Linked DNA regions of Mus musculus: all the other regions are linked to region 2. A link is a loop called in an ENCODE intact Hi-C map of the cell type or tissue named here. Cell type or tissue: left cerebral cortex. All regions are shown on one strand. Each heading gives the region's core, and the rest is flanking DNA. Links, peaks and the distances in the headings are about the cores only.

Region 1 (10,299 bases), core at 3,337-5,836, 390 kb after region 2:
CATGTATCCAACAAAAATGCCCAAATCTGTACTAAAAAGATATAATAGCATCATCCTTATTGCCAGAAGCTAAACAATTCAAGCATTCATCAACAGGGAGTCCGATATTCCCAAATAATGGACTGCTATATGACAGTGAACACAGACTCTGTGACGAACAGCACAAAACAACATAACAATTGCAGCATGTAGCGAGAGGAGCCATGCAGGAGCAGTGCCGTTTGCTTTTGTAAGGTTTGTGCTTATTTTTAACTGATACATAAGAATGGTATCTGTTGGGGGCACCACATGATGTTCTGATACGTGTTTATGCTGTGTAAATGCTTGTGTTAGAATAAAAATATTTCTTCAAATATTTCATGTCTCTATGGTGAAAAGATTCAGTTTTTTCTAGCTTTGTAAAAAATTATTTTAAATAATTATTTACTCTCTCTGTCTCTGTTGTTTCTCTCTGGTTCTGTCTCTGTCTCTGTGTGTGTGTGTGTGTGTGTGTGTGTGTGTGTGTATGTGTGTGTGATCTCTCTATGTGCATATGCACACTTGTGCAGGTCTCCAAAGAGACCAGAGGAGGACATCAAATTCCATGGAGCTTTAGTTACAGGAAGTTGTGAACTCCCCAACATGGGTTCTGGGAACCAAACACTGGTCCTGGGGAAAGTAGAAAATATTCTTAACTTCTGAGTCACCTCTCCAGCCTCTAGTTGTTTGAAATACAAATTTCATTGTCATTATCTCTCTTTACATAATACAGTAACTTTATCAATATTGATTAGTTAGCATTGATTTTCTAATCCATGTGTGAGGAATGTGTGCCCATTTGTGTATGTTTGGATTCTGTGCTCATTGTTTTCTACACTTCATTTTAGAGATCTTTCACCCCTCTGGTTACATTAGTCCTTTGTATTTGTGAGCTCATTGGAAATGGCACTACCTCTGTGATTTCTTTGTAGATATTATATTGTTGGCATTTAGCAGCAACACTAATTTTTGTATGTGAATTTTGTATCCTGAAAACACTGAACTTATTCTAATTATTATTAGTTCAAATGGGAGTTTGTGCCATCTTTGGGCTTTCCTGGTTATAAGGTCATGCTAAGGACTGGGGAAATGACTGGCTCAGTTGGTGAAGTGCTTCTCACACAAGCATGAGGACCCGAGTTCAATCTCCAGCACCCACACAAAGGGCCTGAAATGTCCTATCACCCAGCGGTTAGGAAACAGAGGCAGAATTGTCCACCACGAGAGAGACTAGCTGAATGAGTAAGCACCAGGCTCACTGAGAAAGCCTGTTTCAAAATATAAGATGTGCAGCTCCTAAGGAATGACACTTGAGGTGAACTGTTGTGCATACACAAAGCATGCACATGCATGCACACAGACATAAGCATATGCACACACAACATACACATGTATGCTTGCACACACACACACTGCACCATGTACACACACAGCACACCACACACACATGCACACACACACATGGTGATGGCTATTTCTGGTCGTCAACTTGACTACATCTGGAATGAACTATGATCCCAGATCTTGAGCCTGGAAGACTCAGGCTTCTGACCTGGATCTTAACATGGAGATACATCTTGAGGCATGCAGAGTTTAGGCCCAGGAAAAGTAGTACACGCCTTTAATCCCAGGAGACTGAGGCAAGCAGATCTCTGACTTCAAGGCCAGCCTGGGACAAAGTAAGTCCCAGATCCAGGTATGGTGGACCACACCTTTAATCTGGACCACACCCTCTGCTAGAGACCTGCATAAGGACAATGGAAGAAGGAAGACTCACCCTTCTTCCCTGCTTGCATTTACTTGCTAGCACATCTGTTGGTACCTGCTTCTTCAGGATTCCAGCTTATACAGACCAGCTGAAACACCTAGCCCTGTGGGACTGAGCAACTATTAGATCCTTGGACTTCCCATTCACAGCTGCCCATTGTTGGGTTAGCTGGACTACAGACTGTAATACAATACTTAATATACAAAAACATTCCATAAGTTCTGTGACTCTAGAGAACCCTGACTTAATACAGGAGCTGATGCCTGGAGTGGTTCTAGAGGAGCAGAAGTATAAGGATGAATCCTTTAAGGATCTGGAATTGGCTTAATAAGTTGCCAGCGCCTTCAGCTACTGAAAGCTCTCCAGACACTCTGTCCTTCACACTCTTGAAGAATATGAAAGGCCTGTGGTGGAAACTATATTTCAAACTTAAAGAAGCAAATACCTTTGATTATCTTGATCCGTCAATTGTGACTGGCAATGAATTAGGTGACCCAGTATAAGAAATTTTCCACAGTTTGAGGGAAAATAAGGAAAATGATCTTGCTGGCTCGATAGTCTTAGCATTTCTGGAAAAATTGATAAAGGAATGAGCTGCATGATAAAATTGACCAGCTCCAGATGCAAATAAACAATGTAAAGTTTTCTAAGTGTGCCCTTGAAGAGAATCTTCTCTCCACAGCCCTAGAGCTTGAGCTACAGAAAATCAAACAGAAGCCCTCATTATAAGGTTGGCTGAATTACAGTGAAAATTCAAGTCTCAGCCTCAGAGGGTGTCAGCAGTTAAAGTAAGGGCATTAATTGGCAAAGAATGGGATCCTACACCTTGTGATGGGGATATGTGGGAGGACACTGTGGAAGCTGAGAACTTTGAATCATCAGATTCTCAAGGGTTTATCTCACCTGAGGAAGTACCTCAGCCCCACCCCTAGAAATACTGCCCTTTTCACCTGAGGAAACGAATCCGTCATTGTCTGATAAACCAGCAGTGACTTTCTTTGAAGAAGATGTCAGGTAAGACAATACTGATGTTCCTCAAGGCCCACCAATAGTTTCTTCCAGACCTATAACCAGAGTCAAGGCAAAGCAGGCCCCTAGAGGGGAGGTAGAAAGTGTAGTCCACGAGGAAATTCGCTACACTACTAAGGAGCTTAATGAGTTTGCTAATTCATTCAAGCAGAAACCTGGGGAATGTGTGTGGGAATGGATTCTAAGGGTATGGGATAATAGTGGAAGGAACATAAGACCAGATCAGGCTGAGTTTATTGACATGGGCCCTCTGAGTGGAGAGTCTAGGTTTAATATGGAAGCTCCCACAGTTTAAAAAGGTGTCAGAATGGTTAGCTGAAGCATTTATCAAAAGATGGCCTATGGAAAAGGAGTTGGAGATGCCTGGTATCCTTTGGCTTAGTGTTGATGAAGGAATTTTAAGGCTCAGGGAAATTGCAATGCTAGAGTGGATACACACAACACACACACACACACACACACACACACACACACACATACCTACACACACCTTTTTTAAGCTATCAGGGCACCGCAAACCAGCCATCTGACAAACTGACCTTTCCTCTCTCCATGTGTGATGCTCCTTTCTCTTTTCTGGCCAGGAATTTTAGTTCAAGGTTTGATGAAAGTGATGAACACTCACAGTCTTGTTTTGTCCCAGAAAAAAATCTCCATTTTTTTTCTATGTAGAATGATGTTGGCTGTTGGTTGACATGTGGCTGATACTATGCTATCTTCCTTCTGTGTCCAAGTTCTCAGTTTTGATACTGAAAAGATGCTGAATTTTGCCCACTGCTTTTCTTCATGTGTTGAGATGGCTGTGTGGTTTTGCCCTACATTGCTGTGCTGTGCTGTGTGTCAATCTTTTGAAATTTTGTTACACCATCTTCACACATCCCCCCACCCTTCAGGATAAAACTTGCCTGATCATAGTGGATGACACTTTAATGTGCTTCTACATTTAGTTTGTGGCTTTTGCATCTATGTTCTTCAAGGATAATAGCTTTTTATTGCTGTTGTTTGATGCCTGCCTGCTGTGGGTATCAGGGCAACTAGGCTTATGGAGTGGACTCGGAAAACACCTCCCTTAGAACTGCTATTACTTTAGATGTCTGCAAACATCCCATGGAGGAGACGTTGGTTCTAGAGCTGTCTTTAACGAGAGGCTTTTATAACTAACTCAATCTTGTTACTTGTTGTTAGTCTGCTCGCCTGCTCTGTTTCTTCACAACGTTGCCTTGTTAAGATGGACTGACGCAGAAATCTGTCTTTCTAGTTATCAGATCTGTCAGCCTTGAGTTGAACATAAGAACCACAAACTTCTTTGCATTTCTGTCATCTGACTTAGAGCATCTTGTCATTTCTGCTTATAGTCATTCAAGCTGTCCCCTCTTCTTCCTTAATCTAGTTAAGGGTTTGTGAAGTTATGTGTTTGAATAGTCATCTCTTCCTTATATTAATTTTGTTCTTTTCCCCTTTAATTCATTTGGGTTTGCTCTGAAGTGTAGTTCTTTCCATTTACTAAGTTTGCATTGAATGTGTTTGGTTTTCTAGTGCTTTGAGGTTGTTTGTTGGAGAGTGTCCCATTTTTTCTTTCTATGCTGACGTTAAAAAACTTCCCCCAGTATTTCTGCTTTAATGGATTCCATAGGTTTTGAGACTGTGTCTCCAATTTCATTTATTTAAAATCTTAAAATTTTTTCTTGAATCCTTTCTTGATCCATCGGTTGATTAAGAGTACATTACTATTTAATTTTCATGCTTTTTTTTATGTTTTCCAGCGATTTCTTGTTACTGAACACTTTGCCTTGTGATTAGGAAAGATAGTCAATATAACACCAATTGAAAAAAAAATACTGAGACTGGTTCTGTTGCTTCTCATATGATTTATCCTAGAGAGTGCCCCACAGGATGTGGGGAATACCTACTGTACAGTTGTTGAAGGGACTGTCCTGTAAATTCTGACTCTGATGCCAGGTTATGTCTACAGTCAGCATGCAAGTTCCAACTCAGCTCTAGGAGCCTTCAGTTTCCATCAGGCGAGTGCCTGGGGTGGGGGTGGGGGGCGTGTACCCTTCCTGAGCCCAAGACAAAGTCTTGGGCTAGCTTTCTGGCTCTGTTCCTGTCCCAGTCTGCTTTCTATTGCTGTGACAAAGACATCCTTGACCAAAAGTGACTTGGGAAGGAGGCAGTTTACTTCAGCTTATAACTGTGGTCCATCGTGCAGAGAAGTCAGGGCAGGATCTCAAGACAGGAACCCGGAGGCAGGAGCTGAAGCAAAAGCCATGGAGGAAATTTGCTTATTGCAAACTCTTCATGCTTGCTCAATCTATTGCTTACACATCCCAGGACCACCTGCCCAGGGGTGGCTGCGCACAGTGAACTGGGCCTTCCACATCAACCATCAATCAGGAAATGTCCCCAGACTTGCCCAAAGATCAATCTGAAAAAGTAATGTTTTTAATTGGCGTAACCTCTTCTCAAATGACAGTGGCCTCAGTCCAGTTGACAACAATAACAACAAAACACAACACAATTAGTGCAGTTCCTCAGCAGACTTTGCCCTCTCTGGAACAAGAAGGAGGTACACTGGGTCTGTCATTGTTAGTGCGATCAGACTCCAGATGTGTCACACCTGGCTAAAGCAGTTAGCACCACTGAAATCCAGGAACTGACCCTTGACTGGATCTGGGTCAGATGACAAAGAAAAGAAGAGCTGGCAACATTTTAGGATAGCTCAGGACAACTGAATAGGATATGTTGTTCAATTCCCTGAATGTAACAATATTTTAAATTTTTTTAAGATTTATTTATTTTATGTATATGAGTATTTGCTCTGTCTATGTACCACTACGTGTGGGAGTATGGTATCCTCAGAGGACAGAAGGGGATGTTGGATATCCTGGAACTGATGTAGCAGATGGTTGTGAGTCGCCATGTGTATGCTGGGAATTGAATTCTGGCCTTCTGTAAGAGCAACCTGTGCTCTTAACCCCTGAGCCAATTCTCCATCCAGCACTTGTAACAGCAATTTAATTGCCTAACCATGTGTCTTTGGCCTTAGGATGGTGATGATGGATTTTAAATTTTGACATACGTCCCAATCACCTAGAGGGTTTGAAAGAACACAAATTGTTCCACATCCTCATACTGGCATTGCCTCTTCTGCATTTCCGGTTTCTGAGTCAGTAGGGTGGGGTGGAGGTGTCTTTCGTTTTCGTGGACTGGATGGGATCTCATCTCTTTGAATAGAGGAGCAAAGCAGGAGTGTGAGGGCAGCAGCCATGTTCTTGAGAGCCATCTACCAGTGTTCTTGGAAGGAGACACTTTTGCTTCCACTCTCTTTCCATGTTTATAGTTTTAACAAACTGTCACAAAACTCTTCACTAATAAAAGAAACAGATTCATACATTATAAAATTCAGTATCTTTCTCAGCCAAATCTGATGCAAAGGAATCTAATTAACGAGCTTTCAGGTCTGTAACTGGAGCCCAGAGCGCTTCCCCTCATAAGCAGAGGCTTTTCACAGTTGCTCTGCAGTGAGAACTGAACTATGTGACAGGTCTCTGTGTCTTCGCAAGTCCTAGCATGGTGTCTCTGGCACTGAGAAGCCAATGGGATTCGCAGCAGTGCCCTATAAATTGCTGTGCTTGCAGAACTCAAGAAAATGGGAATCCCTAAAACATCCAGTTACCCTGAGGAGGCTCTGTAACATTAGGGTCCTGAAAGGGCACCTGTCTGGGGAGGACAAGGCTCCAGAAGAGGAAGGCAGCCACATCCCAGAGCCAGGGTTTTAGAGCATTGTCTAAAACTCAGTGGGGAGTAAGCCATGATGCTCAAGTGCATACTGCACCTGGGATCCAAAGTGAACATCACACATAAGTGATGCACTGCCCCCTCCTCCCCACCCCTTCCTCCCAATCCCTCCTCCTTCCTAAATTCATAGCCTCTTTTTCTTTAATATTGTTCTCTCCGCCGTGTGTGTGTGTGTGTGTGTGTGTGTGTGTGTGTGTGTGTGTGTGTGCGTGCTCACTGAGTTCATTCAGTGTCACCTGTATATACATGTGTCCAGGGCTGACCACTTGGGACTGACAATGTATGTGGAGCATGGCTTCTCCCTCCTTTGGCAGCCACTAATCACCTGTAACTTTTTATCTGGAGGTGGGGCCTTGTGAAAATTCCCCTGTCCACATTGTCATGTAAACTAGTGTTGTCAGCAGGGCGCCAGTATAGAGACTTTCTATTGTACAGAAAGGCTTTGCATTATAATTTCTTCACTTTCCAGGAGATGCCAAAGGAATCATTCCAACCACATCGTGTTGAAATGCAAATCTCATAATGTGCCCTGGTTTTCCAATGTACAGAACTTTGCTTTAAAGTGTATTCCTTTGTGTGGAAGGAAAATATATTAATCATAAAGATTTAGAAATGCTGAAAAGTGGAGACAAAATCTTAAGCAATTATGAGACTATTACAGTGCTAATTTTTGATGGGTCTCTTACCATTGTCTCCCTCCCTCCTTTCCTCTCCCCTTCCCTCCCTCCTTTCCTCCCTCATACCTCCCTCCCTTCCTCCATTCTGGGTATGTGGAGGTTGGTCATCTTTGGGTGTCATTCTTTAGAATACACACACACACACACACACACACACACACACACACACACACACACGGCAGGGGCGTTAGAGACAGAGAGAGAGAGAGAGAGAGAGAGAGAGAGAGAGAGAGAGAGAGAGAGAGAGAGAGAGAGAGATTTTAAGACAGAACCTCATTTTTGAATCTTTGGTTCCCCTGTTTAGGAAGAATTGGGAGGCGTGGCTTGCTGGAGGAGGTGTGTTAGTGGGAGTGGACTTAGAGGTTTCAAAATCACAGGCCAGGCTTGGTCTCTCTCTCTCTCTCTCTCTCTCTCTCTCTCTCTCTCTCTCTCTCTCTCTCTCCTTCCTGCCTGGGGATCAGCACGTAAGTTCTCAGGTCCTTCTCCAGTGCCCTGCCTGCCTGCCTGCCTGCCTGCCTGCCTGCCTGCCTGCCTGCCACCATGATTTGCATTATGATGATCATGGACTAAAGCACTAAGTAAGCCCCCAACTAAATACTTTTTCTTTTAAGTTGCCTTGGTCATGGTGCCTTTTACAGCAGTAACTAAGACAGAATGTAAGCTAAAGTTGAGCACTCATAATCAAAATTCCAATGCACAGGGCTGGAGAGATGCCCAGTGATTAAGAACATTGGTTGCTCATAAAGAGGACCAAGATTCTGTCCGCAGTAGTGGCTCACAACTGACTGGAACTCTAGTTCTAAGGGAAACAGTGGTTTGTGAAGGGTGTTTTGTTTGTTTGTTTGTTTGTTTGTCTGCTTGCTTTTTGTTTTTCCTGACCTTGATAGGCATTGCATACGCATGGTGTACATACAGACACATAGGCAAATCCACATTCACATAAATAAAAATAAAACATTTAAAATCTACATGCACCTCTCTGATTATTCTTTATAATAAAACTTAGAAATAAAGTCACTGGATCAAATGGCTAAGTCCTGTCTGAAACCACTAATAGGCAATACAAATTGTCTTCTACAAAGTTTATATCCTTTTAGAACTCTACTAGCAAAGATTCAGTGCCAAAGCCCTAGAGATAAAACATACGTTTGTCTTTCGGTGACATTGGAGACAGTAGGTGACCAAGGATCTCTTCTCAACCTTTGACATCTCTGTTCCTGGCTATAACTTCCTCTGTTTGGATTTTGAAGTCTTCATTCTAAGGCTTATTCTTGTGTTCCTAATTATACTTCTACAGAGAACTGAGTGTGAGGCAAAAAATTAAATATGACTATTTGGGGAAAGAAGCAATTATTGAGCTAATAAATTTTAAGTTCTAAAAGAACTATTTCTAATTGAACCAATTTATCTGGTACCCTCTATTTTGGAAAAAAATAGCAGTGTGTATATAGTGTTGCTGGATGAATTATTTCTGTTGAATTTATATGTATGAGAAACTGACAGTTTGCTGTGCATATTTTACATCCATATATGAGTTTTTTTTTTTAAGTCTCTAGGCATAGAGCTAAAACTATGGCTCATCAGTTAAGAATACTTACTGCTCTCATGGAGGACCTGGCCTCAATTCCCAGAACACACAGGGTGTGGCTTATAACTGTCTGGAACTCCAATTCTAAGAGATCAACTGCCCTCTTCTGGCCTCCAAGGGTACCACATCTACATGGTGCACATATGTATGTGCAGACAAAACATTCATCACATAAAAATGAAAAATAAATTTGAAATTTTTCTAGATAGATATTAGGGTAATAAAATACAATCACTCTCTTCCCTTGCTGATACTATTTTTAACTCAGAAACTCACTATGCCTAAAAACCACATACTCCTTCTAAAACATGCCTGCTGTGCTATGTTGTTATGTTCCTTCCTTCCCTTCCCTCCCTCCCTCGCTCCCTCCCTCCCTCCCTCCCTCCCTCCCTCCTCCCCTGTACTTTCCTAGCAACTATCCTGTAAATGGAAACTCTCAATCAGTCCAGCTATAACACTGCATTTTGTTTAAGGCTTTCAAAGACCAACTTCTTCCTCTGACACAAATTGAACCACTCCAGAAGCTCCCTCACTGAGTCTCACTCCCTTTTGCATAAGAGCTTTCCAGACAGTCAGAAGCCTCTATTCCCACTCTGCCTGAGCAGACCACACTGCCATCTCCTCTACCTCCAGTTCACATGGGTCGCACAACTCAGTTGGTGATGACCACATGGAATGAGGCTAAGTGAGAGGAATGACCAGCAAATAGCTCTAACCAGCCCTGGGTCTGTAAGTTTCCCAGCCACAGAGAGTCATTGCACATAAAGCAGGGGGAAAGTGTGTGTGTGTGTGTGTGTGTGTGTGTGTGTGTGCACTGAGCTCACTCAGTATTACACTCATGTGTGCTTTCCCTTCTGGTTATCAGCATCAACATCTGTCCCTGTAGTGTGAAGGTGGAAAGTTGGGTGATTTCTATTCTGTCACCGCCTCATTGATTGATATCGTCCCTCTAAACTGAGTATTTTCACACTAGCTAACTCAGCTTAACATAGGCAAGGTGGTGCAGGACGTGAATGAGCCTCCAGAAGTCAAAATTTAGCCTGAACAAGACATACTGCATAGTGGATGATAATCCTTCTGAAAGGAAGGAAGCCTAGTGATAAAGATAGAAGAGGACACCCCCTTAACAGTTTTTGTGATCCCAAGCCCAGATGCCTCCCCTTTGTTTGACAATTTATGGTCCATGTAGTTTCACACTTTAACAGTCAAAACTACGTGAGCCTTGGAGACCTGTTGGAGGACCAGGCTGAGTGGATGATAGAATTAGATATGGACTCCCCTGTCAGGCTGGGCCTTAACAGGAACTTGGCATAGGAACACAGAGGCTTGCAGCAGGTGAGTATGAAAGAAAGACTGAGACCTGGCAATGAGATTTGTCCGCTGCCCTGTATTAATGAACCGATGAGATTCCTATCTGCCCC
Region 2 (10,299 bases), core at 2,701-5,200:
TCATTATAGTTAGAAGGAAACCCCTAGTCCTGTCTGTGGCCTTGTGCCTCCCTGGAGAGGGTGCTCACCCCTGCTGTGTCCAAGGCTTCTCTTAGTCCACATTCCCATTCTCAATAGCCAAGTTGGTTAGCCTTTTCATTAGCCATTTCTTCTGTGCACATGAACAGCAGCACCCCACACCCACCTCCCCACTTTGTCTCATTCCTCATCCTCGAGGTCTTAACATTCTTTGTCTTACTTGGCTCCCCTGCAAATATTTCCACAGCGACCTGTGCTCTTCCTTCAGGGTGTTGCCCATACCTTGTTTCTCCGATGCCATCGGCTTCTTTGGTTTTGTTTTGTTTTGTTGTCTTCTGGTTGCTTCTCATATGGCATAGACTCACCCTGAGTTTGCTCTACAGCTGAGGATCTCTTGATCCTCCTATCACTGGGTGAAGTAGGCATGTGCCACCATGCCTAGCTTATCATCTTTAGAAGTACTTAGTTAGACTAGACTACATAATATTGAGTTCACGGAATCACAGAAAAGGAAAAAGCTGTGTTTGCCCTCATATGCAGAGCATAGTGTGTAGTGTGTGTGTGTGTGTGTGTGTGTGTGTGTGTGTGTGTGTGTACAAACATGCACATGTGGGTATGGCATAGCAAGTAGGAAGGAAAACAAGACAGGCAGAATATTAGGGCACGAGGCAGGGCTAAGCACAGGTGAGGGGCACTTGAATCATGAAGGAGAACTGCTTCTCTAGCTCTGACCCTACCTTGGATTTTTCAGGGGTTGGTGGTCAATACGGGCATACAAATATATGCAACATTGGAAGTGCAAAACCTGGTATGAAGCTCTCTAGCTCTGGAATGACCTCTCTGGGTAGAGGTTCAGTGAGATGTATAGACTTTGGGTCGGGTTGATCCCAGGGCATGATGGTTTTTTATTTCAAATATCTTCATAATCACATTTTGATTTTAAAATGTTTGTTTATTAGTATTGTATAAACTGGGGGAGTGAGGGGCACATGTGTACCATGGTGCACATGTCAAGTTCAGAGGACAGTTTGCAAAAGTTGATTCTACCTTGTGGGGATCCAGGGCTCAAATAATACCAAACATTTTGGTTTCTTTATTTCTGGTCTCCTTTTCTCTGTATTAACATAACACATGTTTATCAATTTAAAATAAGATGTCAGAGGCACTCTCCCGTGTCAGTGAGCATGTACCTTTAACATCTGTGGCTATGCTTGCCAGGGGTTAGCTGATGCGGTTGCTCATGCTTCGTTTGGTTTTGAAGCCTTGGGGAGGGAGGTGAAAGGGGGTGGAAGAGGGATAGACAAGAGAGGATTGAGGTGACATTTAGGCCATTGAGGAACAGCTCTGCCATTGTGCCAAGGTAAACAGAAGAATGTGGTCCCAGGCATCTGGGGGACAAATCTTGTAGTTGCCCGTTAGCAAGCCCTTCCCACTCTTCTTTGTAGTAGATTTAGCTGCAACCTGGAGAGCTAATCTGAGCATTCATGAGAAAAACAAACAAGCAGAAGAGCCTTCTGGAGCTATGCAAGATAGAAGCAGATTGTGTCCCGCAGCTGTGACAGCGGCTCCTGGGATAGAAGCAGATTGTGTCCCGCAGCTGTGACAGCAGCTCCTGGGAGCCCACTGAGGCTGGGGAAGGTAAGAATCGCCACCCTCCTCATGGCAGGGTCTTCAAGGGGGTGGATTCTAAAAGGGAAAGTGGCCTCACAGAAAGTACAAAGGCTGCTTTCAGAGTGAGCCCATGTATAGGGTGAGCCTACAAAGTTCTCTGAGTTCTGGTAAAGCCAGGGGTGTATGAAGGAGTCCCAGTGGAGACCTGACACCATATTGTGGCTGCTCTCTTCCTTGCTACAGTCTTCCACGTTTGGGCCTCATTTATCATGGGATGGTCTTGAACTCACTATGGATTTGAAAATGATCTCCTTCCTTCCTTTTTTTAAAAATTTTTTTTGAGTTGGGATCTTACTATACAGCCCCGACTAGCTTGGACCTTGATCTGTAGACTAGACTGGCTTTGAACTCACAGAGAACCGCCTGCCTCTGCTGTCAGAATGCTGGGGATAATGGTATGTACCACCAATGCCTGACCTTTAAAACTGTTCATGCATGTGTATGTGCACAGCCACACATGCTTCACATTTTGTGTGTGGACATAAAGGACAGCTTGTGGGAGTTGGTGTCTCTTCTTCCACAATATGGGTTTAGCAGATTGAACTCTGGTCTTCAGACTTGGCAGCCAGTGCCTTTACCTACTGAGCAATCTCATCTGTCCAAACCTTGGATTTCTGATCCTCCTCCTTCTACCTTCCCGGAGCTGGGACAACAGGCTGGTGTTGCTGCTGTTTCTCGCTTATCAGGCTCTTGGGATTGAATTAAGGGGTTAGTACACACTAGACAAGCAAGCCACAAATGGAATCACACTTCTGCCTCCCTCTTGGGTGTTTTGAGTGCCTGGTTTGCATCAGGTAGTTTGGAGGCACTCGGGGGACAGTTCTGGCAGATGCAGATGGTACCCATGATGCTCTAACTAATGGCGTTGCCAATTAGAGAACAAATGCAAGAAGGCAAGCATAAGAGTGGAGTGAGTAGATCTAGGAGGAAGTCAGAGAGGTTTGTCACCTATCCAGTGGAACTGGAGACATTTGCAGATCAGGTAGTGTCAAACTTAAATCTTGCCAATTATGGCACACAGAGAGATTTGGTTTAGGCAAAAGCTCTGTCTTAGTTAGAGGGTTCTATGGCTATGAACAGATACCATGACCAAGGCAACTCTTATAAGGACATTTAATTGGGGCTGGCTTACAGGTTCAGAGGTTCAGTCCATTTTCATCAAGGCAGGAACATGGCAGCATCCAGGCAGGCATGGTGCAGGAGCTGAGAGTTCTGCATCTTCATCTGAAGGCTGTTAGCAGCATACTGGCTCTCAGGCAGCTAGGACAAGGGTATTAAAGCTCACACCCACAAGGCCACACCTCCCAACAGTGCACTCCGTAGGCCAAGCATATACAAACCATCAGAAGCACCAAAGGGGAGACTGTGCACTCTATATGCTTACGGAGGGGTAGGGGTGCTAGGTGCATGGAGTCTCAGGCACGCTAGAGGTTAAGCTGAGGCCAACGGAGGAGAGCAGACTCTCATATTCCTGCAAGGAACTAAGGGTGCCTCCATTAAGCAATAAGGAAACACCAAAGGGTGTGATGAATTACGTGATGAATAATTATGTTATTTGTTTGCCATTGTCTCCAGGTTCGTTGTCTTCCAGCCCAGTCTCCCATCAGCCAGCCAGTCCTCCCAGTCTTCCCAACCCTACCTACCTTCCCTTTTATGCCCTTACCCCTGACTCATCCTTCAAGTTCCAGCTTCAGTGTCACCTCTTTTACAATGTCTTCACTTACCACTCCCCAGCAGGCAGGTGCGGATGCTCCCCCCAGCATCCTGCTAGACCATCCGGCTCTCTGGAGTCCTCAACGTACTGGACGATCACAATTGGCATGGCTCAGGCGTAGGGTGCCCATGTGTGATGTTGTGATTTGATCCTCCCACCCTGGTCCCTAGCACTGAGTGCTGCTGGCAAGATTCATGTTCGCCTTCTAAGCCCCATGGCTTCTCTCCTTTACAAACTACATTTCCAAAGAGCATTTGCCAACTGACTTCCTCTTTTTTGACCGAGGCAGGAAAAGTATCTTCTAACAGGGCTATCAAGGTGAGAAATGAGAACAAGAAGCAAGAGGCCTGGTGAGATGGCTCAGGGATTAACTGAAGAGTTGGATGCCAGGACCCATGTGACAGAAAGAGAGAACTGACTCCTGAAAGTGCCCTCTGACCACCACGTGACACCTATGTGTCACTTCTGACCTCTACGTTCCATTCCATACTCGGGTCATTCACCCACCCGCAGAACACCTTCAAGCTTGTCACTACTTTATTCTAATTGGATTGTGTTTACATCATTGCTTTTTAAGGGGAAGCAACTGGTTGGAGCTGGATGGAGTAAGGATTGTTTTTTTTTCCCACTGGAAATGCAAAGGAGGACACAGCCTTTTGTTTTTGTCAATTACAGTAGCAAAGAGCCTTCACACACACACACACACACACACACACACACACACACACACACACACACACTTCTGCTTCTTGAGTCACCCCTTCCTGAGAGCCAAAAGAGGCGCTCTTCCTCAAGCCACCGCACGGTGGCGCCTCCTCACAGTCCCGGGGCCTTTCACAAAGCGGCTTTTGTCCCTGCGGGCAAGCAAGCACAGCCACTGTTCCCTGAGCAGAAACCTTGTCCAGGAGTGACCCCACTTGAGCTCACGAGGTTGTCGTTCAGTTGAGTCACAACCATCACCCAGGTGCCAGCTGGTCCCAGGAGCCCTGTGCTGCCCAGTGAGTCTTTGTTTCTAGCTCAGAACAAAAAGGATCCTGGTATCACCTCCCTTGGTAGCACATGAACTTTTGAGAAAGTTTCTGGGGACTCCCTGGAGGGACTTCCAGGGAGTCTCTTTCCTCCTCCACCCCCCTCCACTGCAGACCTGGCTGACAAGGCCTAAGATCACCGCACATTTCTCCCCAGACAAGGGGACTACAAATTTTAAATCTTTCGTGTGCACCCTTCCTGTAAATCACCCTGGCTTGGTGAGAGTTTAAGAGGGAACTGCAACTCGTATGCCTAACATCCAGAACAGTCTGTAGCCTTGACCTTGAAAGCAGACCTGAAACTGATGTAGCCATCTGACCCCCATAAAGTAAGTGACTTTGGATTCCAAAGGCTTGTTGGAGCATGACAATTAGTTATAAAGCATTGCGAAGCTGAGGGTAAGCTCCCTGGAGATGCCAAGCAGAGAACCCAGTGTTTTTGTGGCCTAAATGGAAGTCACAGAAAGTCCTGGCTGTCATGCCAAGAACCAGGCCACAACCCGCCCCATGGAGGAGGAGCCAGTAACCAAAGGCAGCAGAGGTGGCACACAGCTCCAATTTAGGATAGTGTCAGTTGCCATCTGAACAGTGGCTGAGGGTATTTGGGGAAGGCTCTTTCTAATCCCAATGACTGCTTTATTTGATAGACAGTATTAAAGCTACTTTATAGACAAGGAAGGAGAAGGTTACTCGAACAGTTAAGAGCCGCACAGCTCGTTAGCGGAGTTGGGGCTCAGGACCTTAAGGCTCAGGCAATTTCTGTTCCCTTGATTACATGACTCTCCTTGAGGTTGGTGTGCACATTAGAAATGGGGGGTGAAGAGAAGTAGTTGGGCTAGATCTTGCTGGAATACAGGATTCTCTGTGAGGTGTCAAGTTTAGACAAAGGATAGCTTTGCCCGAGAGTCAGCCAGGAGCATCATTGGGTCACAGAGTCCCCATGGGGACTCAGTGGATGGAACAAAGCCAGCAGGAACCCCATAGCTTCTTTGGCATGGCAGTGGGTGGGTTTCCTGTTTGTCCTCCTCTTGTCTTTGCTCCATGAGCCTCTGCCAGGGTTGCAAGCGCATGTATGCACACAGGCAAAGTCACACACGCATGTGTCTGCACACTCACACATGCACATGGCTATACATATGTACATGAACACACACCCACAACCTATTCACAGGCTCACAAATACCCAGCCTTCACCCCCAGCCCCTCTGCCTGTGGGACCCTGCCTCATGGAACGACTTCTGGTTCTGGAGGCCGAGGTTGAGGACAGGTACCCTCTCCGCTGGTCTCCACTTACTTACTGAGGCTTGTCACTGGACCCAGAGCTCACAGATTTGGGCTAGGCTGGTTAGCCAGTCTTTCCCAGGGGACCCACTCTCTCCTTGTCTCTCCTTCTGGAGGCACCAGTTTTTTTTATGTTGGATTTGGGGTACCAGTCCTCATGCCCATGTAGCAAGCACATATCTACTGGACCATTTCCCTAGTCTTCTTATTGTTTATATTTTTGAAAGGGGGCCTTATGTATTCTTTGATATACAGTTACAATGACCTTGAATATCCTTCTTTCCCCTTCACAGTGCTGGGATTATCAGCTTGAACCATTATACTCCATTTAGGGCTCTGAGCACTTGAGGTAAGCTCTGTCCCCAGCCCATAGACAGTGCTTTCGTTCCCAGAAACACACAGCGGGCAGACACCCCACCCCTCCTCTGTCCTCCCTTGTGCTATTCCTGAACCTTGCAGTGGGTGATCTCCTAGGCAGGGAAGGAACTGGAGACAGGGGAAAGGGGATGGGGTGGGCTGCGGAGAGCAGAGGACAGAGGTGTGTGTCTATGAACATGTCACTGCGGAACTCACTCCATCATAAATAAGCTTAATGATAAGGAGCTGGGGAGGTGGCTCAGTGGGTAAAGTGTTTGAATCCCTAGCCTCCATGGAAAAGACAGAGTTTTCCACTTGTTTCTGCAGCCCCAGCGCTTGAGTGCAGAAGGAAGGAGAATGGGGAGAGAAGATGAGGGTTGCCCAATGGCCTGTCAGTCACATCACAAGCCCTAGGTTCAGTGAGAGACTAGATTCATTGAAAACAATGGAGGAAGGCAACATTAATTCTCTAGGCTCTATGTGAGTATGTGCATACACATAATACATATATACATACATACATGCATACATACACAGGTATATGCCTCTCTCTCTCTCTCTCTCTCAGAAAAAAAAAAGAATAATAAAAAAACAGTAAGACCCACAAAGAACAAAGAAGGCCAAAGGGAGCCTGCAGAATTCCTCCAATCTAAAGTGGACTCAGGTAGTAAACCTTCAGTTGGGAGCCAGGGATCTATAGGCTGGGCAGAGCTGTAAGAGTACATTTGTTCCCTCCCCCACGCCCCCCACCCCACTGCCCCACCCCACCCCCACCCCCCGAGTCAGCTCCCTCCCCCCCCCCCCCCAGTGCCTAGCATAAGACCAGCTCCGTGATAGTAAGCGGGGAGGGGGGGGGGGTAATGGGTAGGACAGGAAAGATGCAGGAGAATGAACAGCTCTTATTAAACCAAACCCAAGGCTCCAGTTGTCACAGGCAGTTAGTTACCAACAATCTGGCTGAAGTCAAAATTCTCTCTGGAGTGCCTCATTCTCCCGGGATTGATTCCCCACTGTATTTCTCAACTGATTGCTCTGAGTTTGCGCAGGAGACCACTAGACCTGGTCAACCACAGCAACCATTCTGGCTGGCTGCGGGGTGCTGCAGGGTCCTAGCCTGCCTGGTTGCAGCTGAGGGTGGGTGAGCCTCACAGGGTGGCACAGATGAGGCAGCTTCGTTGGACAGGGCAGTCTCTGCTCCGGGCCACGGGTCTGATGAGCCCAGCACCCCCTTGTTTTTCTAAGCGGGTGTTGGGCATTTCCTTGTTTAAGCCTCCAGGTCAGGTCGTCCCTTCTTCCGCGTTTAATGAGCTCATTTATTTTTCCTTTTTACTCGGTGGATTTTAGGGCCAATTAATGAGTGCTGGGGTTCTTTTTTAAGAGCCAAGTTGGGCCCGAGTTCCACATTCCCAGCTCTCAGAATCCCCACTATGACTCCACGTTTCTCCCCCACTGCTTGCCCCAGTGCAGTTTCCATATTTAGAAGTTTCTGGAACTTACTGAGGTCCCTTTACAGGCCTTCTCCGGGACAATCGTTATGAGGTGAATTTCTGGTTTGGTTTTTGTTTTGTTTCGTTTTGGTTTTCTAAGGAAGAAGCTTCGCGTGTAAACACAAGGAAAGAGAGCCGCTCTCTCAGTGTGGGGTTTGCCCTCTGAGTTTGGTCTACCGCTCTTTTGGGGGTTGAGGAGGCTGGCTCTGCATTCCAGGGAGACTTCAGAGCTGCTAAGCCTCCTTTGTGTGGCCTGTCTGAGGGAGCTGACAGGAGGGAGTGGTGGAGGAACGAAGTTTGGATGCCTTGCTGCAGTAGTTAGCTCAGGAGACCCTGAGTCCTGAAGGGCTGGATGGACACAGGGTCGACACAGTAAGAACAAGGGTTCTCTCTTGTAAGAACCGGGGACTCCCTGCGAGTCTACAGTTCCTCCAGTCAATAAACAGGATGGAGTGCCGACACCAGAGTCAGCGCAAGAGGACAGATGGATGTCCATGGGACATTTCCTCATGTTGCAGAGACATTTGGATGGCTGTGTGGTACGGGAAGCCAGACAGGAGGTGGGGGTGGGGTGGGGGCAGAATCATTTGAGAATAAATCATGGGCACTTCACTGCCTTAAGCTTCGAGAGTTATCAAGGCAGGACTGGGGCATTGCCAAGGCTTTAGAGTGTTCACGTAACGTGCTCAAAGCCCTGATCACCTAAGCCTGGGTATGGTGGCACATGCCAGGAACCCCAGCTCTTTGGAAGTGGAAGGAGGAAGACTCACACTTCATGGTCATTCTTCGATACATACGAATTCAATTAGGGCCAACCTGGGCTACAGGAGACCATGTGTCCAAAATAAATTACTGCCTAAGTAACGAAATACACGTTGTTTGCAGAGCGATGGCTGAGTGGCTTGAGCTTGGGCACAAAGCCACCCACCGGGAAGGCAGAGCCCCCAGGCTGAGGGCTGCAGCAGGGCGTCCCAAGTTGTTCTGCTACATCCCACACTGAGAGCCATTTCTCTGCTACATCAACGCTTCTGCAGCCAAGTGCACGTTGTGAGGCTCGTCTTGCTGGCTTCCTAATGGCCCCATCAGTGGCTGGCCTGAAGAGAGAAGGACTTACTCACATTGGACGGATTTCTGCCTTCATTCCTGTCCAGCTGCTGCGTATGCTGACCTTCTGTATGTAACCAAGTACCTCAGCCGGGATGGACCCACGGACAGCATCTTATCATCTCCCTGGGGAGGCTGAGCAAAGCCAAGATGAGGGCACCAATAGGCTGGTTGCTGGTAGTCTGTGGGATTCCTTGACCTTTAAGAGTTGCTGGATAATCTCTGTCTTCATTTATTTTATTTTATTTTTTTAGATTCTTGTGTAGTCCAGACTGGCCTTGAACTCCTTATCTAGTCAGTGCAAGATTTATTTAATTAACAAACATAATTACAGTTGGGTGGTATAACAGGGCTTTAACTGACATCTCTGAAGAGGAAAACTGGGGGCAGCTACCTTTAAAAATATTAAAATTTAAGACAGTGATTGTTTGTCAGACACACATATGACCAAATTATCCCCTGAATTTAGGAATGGACACAATATGTTTGTTTGCTTGCTTGTTTGTAGTTTTTGAGTCAAAGTCTTATTCTCAAGCTTCAGACATTGAACTTGTAATTTTCTGCCTCAGTCTCCATAGAACTGGGGCTCCAGGCATTTACCACAACACCTGGCCAGTATACATACTTAATACCTGTTAGAAATATTCTTTTCAGCTTATTGGGAAAGTTATAATTCATTTAGAAGATGGTTGGTGTAAAAATAGGGTGGACCTAAAAAACAAGTAAATGCTCATATAATATATTCAACTGAAACCTAATGAAAAATTTGTATGACTTTGAAATAGAGGCGATTTTTAAAAAAAAAAAGTTTTATTTATACTTATCAATTCATCTAGAGGGAGCAGGGCATATGTGTCACTGTGCACACATGGAGATCAAAGAGAAACTATTGCTGTCAGCTCTTTTCTTCTACCATGAGGTCTCTGAGACTCGAACTCAGGTCTTCATACTTTGAGGCAAGAGACTTTACCCACTGAACCATCTTGCTTGGCTGGAATAGAGGGAATGACATTAATAATTGAATCCTTGAAACTCTAAGTGGAGGAGGAAAGATATATTCCCATAAACTTTAGATATAGGTAGAGGAGAGAGAGAGAGAGAGAGAGGGAGGGAGGGAAAGAGAGAGAGAGAGAGAGAGAGAGAGAGAGAAAGAGAGGGAGAGAGAGAAAGAGAGAGAGAGAGAGATTGATTTATTTCCTGGGTTTTAGTTACTAAACCCAAGATCTTACATATACTAAGAACGTGCTCTACCTCGGATCCACGCCATCAATCCCTTTTTAACCATTTTGGGACAGAGTCTCACCTTTGGCCAGCTGCCCTTGAATTTGAATTTGGAATCCTCCTGCCTTAGCTTCCTCAGTAGGCACAGTTATGTACTATCGTGTCTGACTCCATGTTTTACTTTTAGGATTTTTTTTTGAGTGTGTGTGTGTCTGTCTGTCTGTCTGTCTAGGGTATGTGCATGTTAGTACAGGTTTTTTAGAGGCCAGAAGAGCCCAGTCACAGGCAGTGTGAGCTACTTGTCAGTGGGTGCTGGGAATCAAACTCTGGTTCATAGCCAGAACAAGAAGTCTTAACCACCAAGCCAAATCTCTGGCCCTTACAATTTTTCTTTTTAATTGTAAGAACAAACAAACAA
Region 3 (10,299 bases), core at 2,992-5,491, 980 kb after region 2:
CTCCACTATACAAAAATCCTAGTCAGACACAGCTTCTTTCCAGGAGCTCTCATTCACAGAGAGGAAAGGGTTTATTGGACTTACATATTCAGATCACAGTGCATCATGAAGAAAAGTCAGGGCAGGAACCTGTCAGAAGTCATCTAGGAAAGACTAAGGCATGCAAATGAGTTTTATGGAGATGACCTTCCATTTTGCATGGCCTTCGATGGGTGAGCTCTGAGATGCAAGGCCACCAGAGACTTTATCCCAGGATTGCTTCTTGCTGCTGATATGCCTTTCCTGTCACTGTTATAAAACCTAATGAATCCTGGACATTGCCCCATCCTATTGGGCAGATTTCCTGTAGAATCAATATGAAGATGTAGTTTCATATAATAATGCTGTGTAGACAAATTGATGATTTCATAATTCCTGATAATGGTCTTATAAAATTCCTAAATTTATATAAGTGATTTCAAGCCATATATAGAATAAAGCTGCAAATAGAGCTCTGTAAAGCTTCATGTGTCATGAGTTAATTGCAATAAGATAAGAAAGCAGGTTTGAAATAAATATGTGATCAAGAAAAAACATTCATTCTAAGTCAGATCCAAGGATGAAATCATAGGTATGCGCTATGGTAAAGCAAGGCCATGTGAAACTGTCCTTTTAACTTGCAATGAGCTTATAGAATGAAATACTGCTTTGAACTCACTATGGACATCCTTTTGTAACTCCCCTTTTGTGCAACATTTTATCTATGAAGTAATTTTATAAAGAACTTTTGTCTAAGAAGGTATAAGGCAGACAGAGAGAAAAAATAAGTGTGACACTTGGGGCTCAGCCCCATCCACCAAATGTATATACGTATAAGTCTATTTGTCTATCTGTATGCACATACATATGTATATAGGTATATGTGTAGGTATGTAAATATACATGAATATTTGTGGAATTGTTGAGACTGGTGGTCTGGCCTGGCCAAAGTATTTCCTCTTCTTTTCTTTCTGGCTCACAAAAAGTTAATGAACTCCAAATCTCTAGGCTTGCCAGCCAGGGACCCTTGAGCCAGAGAAGAACTGCTAAAAGTCTGTAGATTTTGGTCACAGAACAGCAAAGAATTAAAGACAGAAGAATTACCAACAATAAAGCAGCTTAGGCTCCTATCACTGACTCCATATCCCTACACTGCCTTCCTCGGGGGAAACTGTAATGCCAGAAAGCTCCCCAGCAGGAAACAAAGTAGAGGCAGGCCGTGGAGGAGTGCTGCTTTCTAGTTTGTTCTTCATAGCTTGCTCAAACTGCTTTCTTATACAACTCAAGACCAGCTGCCTAGGAATGACACCAACCACAGTGGTTTGGCCCCTTCCATATCAACTGTTAATCAAGAAAATGCCCTATAGACTTGCCTACAGGCCAATCTAATAGAGGCATTTTCTCAACTGAGGGTCCCTCTTCCCAGATGACCCTGCTTGGTCAAACCAACAGAAAAAAAGGTTGGGGGAACCAAAACAATAACCAGCACAATAGACCTCTTGCCAGTTTTATGTTTTATATTTATTGGGTTACAGTACTGCTAAAAAATATAATATTCCAGGCTGGAGAGATGGCTCAGTGGTTAAGAGCACTGATTTTTCTTACAGAGTCCTGAGTTCAATTCCCAGCAACTACCTGGTGGCTCACAACCATGTATAATGGGATCAGGTGCCCTCTTCTGTCTGGTGTGTCTGAATGTCTGAAGATAGCTACAGTGTACTCATATAAAATACCTAGAGTACATTGCCTATGAGCTTATAGAATGTAGGTTTTGTGTCTCAAAATGGATCATACAGGGAAAAATTTTTTTATATAAACACTCCAAGTACTTAGTCTAGTAATTGTGTCTAAGTACATTGTTATTTCAGCTGGGTTGGGCATAGGAACTCATTAAAATTACGTAAGGAATAAAACTGATTCTTTCTATGTGTTGTGTAGAATTTGGTTCCTTAGATCATCGACTTTTTCTGTCAGATTATGCTAAAATGTGATAGCTTAGCATAATAAACATTTATTATCTCATGTTTATTGTGAGTTAAAAATCCATAAGCAGCTCAGGTAGGTAGCTCAGGCCTGAGGGTCCTCGTGAGGTTGTATTAAAAATGGGAGCCATAATTGTAGTCATTTGAGGGCTTGATGAGAGCTAAAGGAGCTACTTCTAAAGTTTTAAAGTAGAATATTCATATGCTAATAGTTCATACTTCCTCACGACCTGGATCTCTCCATAGCATTATTTTCATGTTCTCATCCTAACTCTTCTACAACCAACTGATGAGAGACAGAGACAGAGAATGCTTTATGTCCTTGTCACAAAAGTCCATTTATTCCACATTCCATTGTGAGAAGCAAGTCATTGTTCTATCCAGGCAAAGCAACAAGGACCAGATGTACCATCTTGTCTAAAGTAACCAGAACAAAACAAGAGGCTGTGGAGATAGTTCATCAGTTAAAGAGCTTGCTGTCTCAAGACCTGAGTTTGATCATGAGCCAGACCTGTTGGCTGAAGAATAAGAACCTGAGGCTGATCTTAATCATCATGTAAAAAGTTAGATGTGATGTGTGCTAATGCTGAGAAGACAGAACAGGAGGAGCCTTGGTACTCTAGCAAGGCCAAATCAGCAGGCCCTAGGTCCCAGTGAAACTCTGTCTGAAAAAGAAGGGAAGGGGAGGGGAGGGGAGGGGAGATGAGAAGAAATGAGAGACGAAAGAGGAGAGTAGAGAGGGGAGAAAAGAGGAGAGAAGAGAGAATAGAAGAGAGAAGAGAGAGGAGAGAAGAGAGAGAAGAGAGGGGAGAAGAGAGGAGAGAAGAGAGAATAGAAGAGAGAAGAGAGAGGAGAGAAGAGAGAGAAGAGAGGGGAGAAGAGAGGAGAGAAGAGAGAGGAGAGAAGAAAAGAGAGAAGAGAGAGGAGAGAAGAGAGGAAAGAGAGGAGAGGAGAGAGAGGAGAGAAGAAAGAGGAGAGGAGAGAGAAGAGAAGAAAAAGGACAGAAGAGAGGAGAGAGGAGAGGAGAGAAGAGAGGAGAGAAGAGAGAGGAGAGAAGAAAGAGGAGAGAAGAAAGAGGAGGGAAGAGAGAAGAGAGAAGAGAGGAGAGAAGAGAGGAAAAAAGAGAGGAGAGAAGAGAGAGAAAAGAAAAGAGAGGCAAGAAGTGAGAGGAGAGAAGAGAGAGAAGAAAAGAGAGAGGAGAGAAAAGAGAGGAGAGAAGAGAGGAGAGAAGAGAAGAGAGAGAAGAGAAGAGAGAAAAGAGAAAGAAGAGACGAGAAGAAAAGATAAGAGAAGAGAGAAGAGGAGAAGAGGTAGATGACTACTGTAATGACTATCTTGGCTGTCAACTTGACATACCAGGTAAGAAGAAACCTCAATTGAAGAATTGTCTCCATCAAATTGGCCTATGAGCATGTCTGTGGGAGCATATTCTTGATTGCTAACTGATGTAGAAGGGCCTAAGCCCCTGTGGGCCATGTCATGTCTGAGCAGGTGGGATGTACAAGCCAGTAGATAGCTGAGCAAGCCACTGAGTAGCATTCCTCTATGGTCTTTGCTTCAGTTCCTGACTCTAAGTTCCTGCCCAGTTTCCCTCAATGATGGACCTTTCCTCTCCCAAGTTGCTTTTGGTCATGGTGTTTATCACAGCATCAGGAAGCAAACTAGCAAAGCTTCTGAGGAATAATGCTCGAGGTTGGCCTCTGTCCTAAGCACATGCGTGCACACACACACACACACACACACACACACACACACACACACACACGTCTTAAGGAATCTGTACATCAGAGAATACCATGAGGGGGAGCAAATGAGGGCACCTAAGGCTGCCACTGTCTTCAGTTTCCAAGCCTCAGTACAGAAGAGGAAAACCTAGGATCTGGGACTTCAGAAAGACCAAGGTATCTAGAGGAGAGAGAACTATATATGGGAAAGGAAAGAAAACTCCCATTTTCCTTTTTAAAGGAAGCTTTTTAAAGAGCTATATAAATCAGTCAAGTTGCAAGCAAGAAACAGATGGTATGCCCAAGCTGAAATTTTTTCAGAGATACAGAAAGAGGATATTTGCAGAGGTGAAGGCAGAGTTTAGACAGAGTCAACAAAAGATACTGCTACAGCCAGGCCACCCAGGACTAAAGAGGGCCGCCTCATGGAATCTGTGACCTTTGTTACAGAAAATGTAGTGACTCTTGTTAAAGCACCATTAAAGATTTTATTTAGAGCCATTGCAGTAGGTGCAAGAACACTGACAATGGGATTTCGCAGTGGGGAGAGCCTGGACTCAGCTAAGTACAGTATGGGTAAGTGGGACTCCTGAATTAAATCCCCAGCTACTGCCTTCCATTGGACACACAGTTTAAGAAGCAGGAGTGTGGGGAAACTCATTGAATCATCCCTATAGATTTGCCTTCAAGGATACAAAACCAGAGAGTGAAAAGTAGACAGATATCTGAAAAGGCAGACAGAAACTACACAGTATCAAATATTGTGATAATTTCTCTTATCTCCCTGTTACTCCCTAGTATAGGTGGCCATTTTGAAATCAATTGATTCCCTTAATCACTTCTCTAGGAAAGGCAAGCTGTTTTATACTAAAAACCATGAGCTTGAATGAGCTTATCCAAGCTGGCAAACAGCTGATCTGCCAGGTGTCAAAGTCAACTAACAAACCAAGGGAAAAGGTTAAGCCTTTAGTCACCTACTGAAATGGAGTAAGCAAGGGTCTAACCTGAGAAAAGTGCCTATCCCCCATTCCATTTTGCTGTTAGTGGTGTTGGTGATGTTGCTGGTAGATTTTGTATTTTATTCTTTTGTTTATTTAATTCAATATCTCTCTGTGTCAACCAGACTGACGTGAAGCTCACTACATGGCTCAGGCTAGCTTCAAACCTGTGGCGACTCTGATTCATTCCTCAGAGTGCTGGGATTGCAGTTGTGCATCACCACACCCAGCTTTCCCACTTTTTTTTTTCTTCTTCAGAATGTTTGAGAGCTAAATGTATTGACAGAGATGAAGACACTGTTGAGTGAACCCCAGACAAAAAGTTTTGATGGCTTTGTAAGGTTGGGGTTAAAGAAAGCAGAAGGAAGGCTAAGGGTAGAAAAGACTGAGTTAGAATAGAGAAAGGGGTATTCAAGTTTCCCTGTCCTCTCATAAAGAAGTCTTGGAAGAAGCACTTGAGGAGAACCTCATTATAGGCCTTAGAGACCTAGGAATGAAGCTGTCGAGAGATAAGGAGACAAATATCCCAAGAACAGGACATGCCAGGGCAACCTGAGTCCTTGGCCATGTCCTTCAGAAACTGAAGTGAATTGGCTGCACACCAGAGTCACTTTTCTACTGCCACCATGAAACCTTCCAGGTAAAGCCTTTTAATTGCCTATAGTCAGTCCTGGAAAAAAAAAAGTCACCCATAGGACTCCTCAGTGGTAACTCAGAAGTAATGACAAGCCAAATTTTCCTAACTGTAGAACAGTAAAGTCAGTGCTAGTTAGAAGTTCAAGGAAATGGCAGGAGTGACTATCATTGTGTATACAAACAATGCAGTCTATAAGGAAAAGAGGCCCTTAAATCCATTTTCACTGAACTATATAGACATCTGACATTTTCTGTCCACAGAGTCACCCAAAATGTAAATGTAGAAAGACAGCATATGGTGGATCATTTCTAGGATGGACCCAAGATTACCCTCACATTTAATTTTTTAGTATCATCAAATCTGAACCTGTTATAAGGACTCATGACAGAGAATTCATAATTAAAATATTAGAATTCCTTTTATAGCCATTGTGACATGAATATAAATAATTCTAACCCAAATGATTAATTTCCCCCTCAAAGGAGGATTCCAGAAGAATGTCCTTCCTGTGACACTCTTCCTAATTCTTTAAAATTTTTCATTATAAAGAATTTATTGAAATTAATCTACATTGAGGTGTTAGGGTTCACCTAACTTTGGTTTACCTATAGTGTTATTTCCTCATCCTTAGTAGCTGATATTCAAAAGGAATCATGTCAAAGCAACAAATAACAGAGATAAAGGTGAGTTCTAAGAAAGATGCTGTGGTAGACTATAACTGAGTGCAATGGGAGAGGGAGAATAAGACAAAGAAATAGAGTAATTCTGTCATGTGGCAAATCAAATACTTCTAAAGTTTAAAGGAATCGCATAAACATAGAGTTATGAAGATAAAAACCCAAACAGGCTCACATATTCCTAGTTGTGACAATAAAAGCATACAGAAAAAGGGCAAATAAAAATGCACAATATAGTGATTTTTCTTTCCCAAAAGTTGTAAAACAGAAAGTACTGGGGCTGGAGAGATGGCTCACAAGTTAAGAGTATGTACTGCTCTTTGAGAGAACCTGAATTCAGTGACCAGCATCCATATTAGACAACTCACAACTGCCTGTAACTTCAGTTCAGGGAATCTACGGGCACTTACAGTCACGAGTATATAACCACAGACACCTACACACGTACATACTATCTTACTTTGGGTTTTATTGCTGTGAAGAGTCACCATGACCATAGCAACGCTTATAAAGAAAAAACATTTGATTAGGGCTGGCTTACAGGTTCAACACCAAGCAACAAAGAGACCCGGACTCAAAACAAGGAGGAAGGCAAGGAAGAGACTCTAGGCTTTCCTCTGACTTCCACAAACCCACATGAAATGTCTCCATTTGTGCACATGTACACACATACACACACACACACGCACACACACGCGCACACACACACACACACACACGCACGCACATGTACATACAATCACACACATACATGCATACTCCGCACAAATAAATCTTTTAGGCTATATTTACGGTCTGATTTCGCTTATTTCTTGAATAGGTTTTTTTTTTATTTCCCTATCTAGATTTTTCATTTTCTCTGTGTCAGAATTGATGTCTAATTTCTTGTGCCTTCAGGCCCCCCTCCCTGAGACTTAAAGAGGAACATATAAAAGCAAAGTAAGAAAGGCGAGACAGCCTGACTTAAACAGTCTTTTTGCCCTGGCAGTATTACAGCTCAAACTCATGGATTTTATAAGCATGTCAAGTATCATTTATTTCTGCTTTTGGGTCATGTCTTAGTCACCTTTCTATTGCTGTGAAGTGACACCATGACCATGGCAACTCTTATAAGAGAAAACATTTAACTAGGGGCTTGCTTACAGTTTCAGAGGCTTAGTTCATTATCAACATGGCAGAGAGCATGGCGGCAGGAACAGCAGACCTTTTGCTGGATGTAGTTGAAAACTACATCCTCTTTGGTTGGTGGCTTAGTCTCTGGGAGCTCCCAGAGGTTCAGGTTAGCTGACACTGTTGGTCTTCCTATGGGGTTGTCATCCCCTTCAGTTCCTTCAATCCTGCCCCTAACTTGTCTATAGGAATCCCTGACCTTAGTCCAATGCTTGGCTATAAGTATCTGCATCTGTCTCATTCATCTGCTAGTAGAACCTCTCATAGGACAGCCATGTTAGGCTCCTGTCTGCAAGCACAACATAGTATCAGTGATAGAACATATATGGGCTAGTCCAAAGCACCCCCTTTCCTGCACATATGTATCGGAGAATTGCTCTGTGTGGCCTCAGTGGGAGAGGATGAGCCTAATCTTGTAGAGACTGGATGCCTCAGGGAAGGGGGATTTGGAGATGGGGTGGATGGGAAGAACTCTGTGAGGGGGGGCAGGGAGGGGCAACATTTGGGATATAAATTAATAAAAATGAATAAATAATTTTTAAAAACCTTAATCCTGATCCACAGGCAAAGAGAGTGAGACTGGGTCTGGCATGGTCTTTTGAAACCTCAAAGCCCACACCCAGTGACGCACCTCTTCCTAAAAAGTCACACCCCCTAAGCCTTCTAATCCTACCAGACAATTCCACTCCCTGGTGACTAAACATGCAAATATATGAACCTCTGGGGGCCATTCTTATTCAAAGGTTTTTTCCTCCTTCCTTACCTTACTGATTCTTGGAATTACTTCAAATAATGTCTCAGATCTTTAGCACACATTCTTTTTAATTCATACATCCGTACAAGTATCATTGAACTAGAATCAGATTAAATTACATTGCTTCCTTAAGAATCTGTCTTTAGTTACAAACTATAGAAATGATCCCTGATACTCACAGGAGGAAATATGGAGACAAAGTGTGGAGCAGAGACTGATGGAAAGGCCATCCAAAGACTGCCCCACCTGCGGATCCATCCCATATAGAGCCATCAAACCCGAACTTTATTGTGGATGCTGGGAAGTGCTTGCTGACAGAAGCCTGATAACGGCTGTCTCCTGAGAGGCTCTACCAGAGCCTGACAAATACAGAGGAGGAAGCGCGCAGCTAACCATTGGACTGAGCTTGGGGATCCCCGATGGAGGAGTTGGAGAAGGGACTGAAGGAACTGAGGGAGTTTGCAGCCTCATGGAGGGAGCAACAGAGCTCCCGGGGACTGGGCCATCAACCAAAGAATACACATGGAGCAACCCATGGTGCTGGCCACATATGTGGCAGAAGATGACCTTGTTGGACATCAGTGGGAGGAGAGGCCCTTGGACCTGAGGGTGTTCAGTCCCCCAGTGTAGAGGAATGCCAGGGCCAAGAAGCAGGAGTGGTGGGTTGGTGAGCAGAGGGAGGGGGAGGGGATAGGGGGTTTTTGGAGGGGAAACCAGAAAAGGGGATAACATTTGAAATGTAAATAAAGAAAATATCTAATAGAAAAAAAAGAAAGAAAGAAAATACCCAAGGGGGGAAAAAGAACACTTGCAAAAAGAAAAAAAAGAGGAGGAGGAAGAGGAGGAGGAGGAGGAAGAGAAGGAAGAGGAGGAAGAGGAGGAGGAGAAGGAAGAGGAGAACTGGTCTTTATAAAGGATGGTGAGGAGAACCATGAGGTCACTTCACTTGTCCGGGGTTTACTTGTTGGCTCCTTAAATTAAGTGAGATTCTCTTCTTCACTGAAATGCCCCTGAGGAATGGATTCAATAGATCCTTATCAATTATAAAATGAGAGACCACATCACAATTCTTGTTTCAGGAGAAACATTTTTTGTTGTTGTTTGAAAGATTGTCAATATATAGCTCCAAATACCTTGAACTCTAATAATAGCCTGAACTCTCAGTCCTCCAGCCTCAGCTTCTTGAATGCTGTAATACCAAGCTAGGGAAACATCATTCTTAAACAGAGAATCTCTTAGTGACAGACTAAGAAACCCAGATAGTATCTAAAGTTAGCCCTCTTAGACTTCCAGTTTGAAGATCACCTAAAGTAAAACTATAGTCATGGCCTGGACACATGGCTCAGCAGTTAAGAGCACTTGTTGCTCTTTCAGAGGACCCAGACTTGGCTCTCAGCTCCCACACAGTGACTCACAACTTCAGATCCAGGAAATCTGGTGCTCTCTTACAGCCTCTGAAGGCACCAGGCACACACATGGTGCACATTTTAGGTGCAGAGCACTCATACACCTAAAGTAGTTGCAAAGACCTTTCACTGAACGTGTAACTGAATTATCACGTTTCCTTCCCTGTTTCTGATAAATCCACAGCATCTAGGATTTTTAGCTGCATTCTTCCTTCTGATTTAGAGAAATTTTAGTGCAATACTTAGAACATGATTGACATTCTGTATGTGTCAGTCAGACATACATGGTTTTAGGAAGGAGAGGAACTCCTAAGGAGTTACTGATGAAATAAAACTGCCAATTAGTCAAAGCCTGAGTGTTTCGTAGTTTTGTATCTATTGATATGATAAACATCATGACCAAAAACATTTTGGGAAGAGAAGGGTTTATTTGGCTTACACATCCTAATCAGTCTATGACTGAGGGAAATCAGGTCAGAATTCAAGCAGGAGGAGGGACCACTGAGGAAAGATCCTCACTGGCTTGCTCCCCATTGCTTGCTCAGCCTGATTTCTTATACAACTCAGAACTCCCGACTCAGGGTTAATCAAGAAAATGTCCCCACAGACAAGCTAACCGGCCAATCTAATGGAGGCAATTCCATGACTGATGTTTCTTCTTCCCAGGTGACTCTAGTCTATGTCAATTTGACAGAAGCTAACCAGCATACTGGGTTCCTAAAGCTTTGTGTCTTTGCTTCACTTTCTCTCTGCAGCAAGTGAGAGGGAACTTCATTAGGCTGCAGGCCTGCATCTCGGAGCTTCGAATGTTACAGGTAGAAGGTTGTCACAGACCACCTCACGCCTTACTACCCCTGGCAATAGAAGATGGGCTCCAGCAGTTCAAACAGTACAGCAGTCACATGGCCTCAAGTGCTGCTCAGCCCTGGACTT

What was found. Hi-C counts contacts between places; a loop is a spot of excess contacts. Peaks named below come from ENCODE experiments on the same cell type or tissue, not always from the same donor. Only the 100,000 strongest peaks of a DNase experiment are listed, where the experiment ranks them.
Region 1: it touches region 2 in a loop (2.7-fold over the local background); 10 of 42 quality-filtered maps call a loop at or near these places.
Region 3: it touches region 2 in a loop (3.0-fold over the local background); 9 of 42 quality-filtered maps call a loop at or near these places.

The regions. Positions count from the first base shown.
Region 1 is chr6:82,370,583-82,380,881 of GRCm38, forward strand. No RefSeq gene overlaps it. Among named protein-coding and RNA genes, the nearest start is that of Tacr1, 27 kb to the right of the region's middle. In left cerebral cortex, for the core only: no CTCF peak of the experiment used is centred there; no DNase peak of the experiment used is centred there.
Region 2 is chr6:81,982,960-81,993,258 of GRCm38, forward strand. It overlaps Gm20383 (predicted gene, 20383), which reads left to right and starts at 1,362. Exons shown (of 2, transcript NR_157233.1): 1 at 1,362-1,656; 2 at 8,442-9,467. In left cerebral cortex, for the core only: a CTCF peak has its summit at 4,245; DNase peaks (open chromatin) are centred at 4,235 and 4,914; H3K27ac peaks cover 550 bases.
Region 3 is chr6:82,957,846-82,968,144 of GRCm38, forward strand. It overlaps M1ap (meiosis 1 associated protein), which reads left to right. Exons shown (of 10, transcript NM_033079.2): 3 at 10,122-10,299. Among named protein-coding and RNA genes, the nearest start is that of M1ap, 16 kb to the left of the region's middle. In left cerebral cortex, for the core only: no CTCF peak of the experiment used is centred there; a DNase peak (open chromatin) is centred at 4,030; H3K27ac peaks cover 619 bases.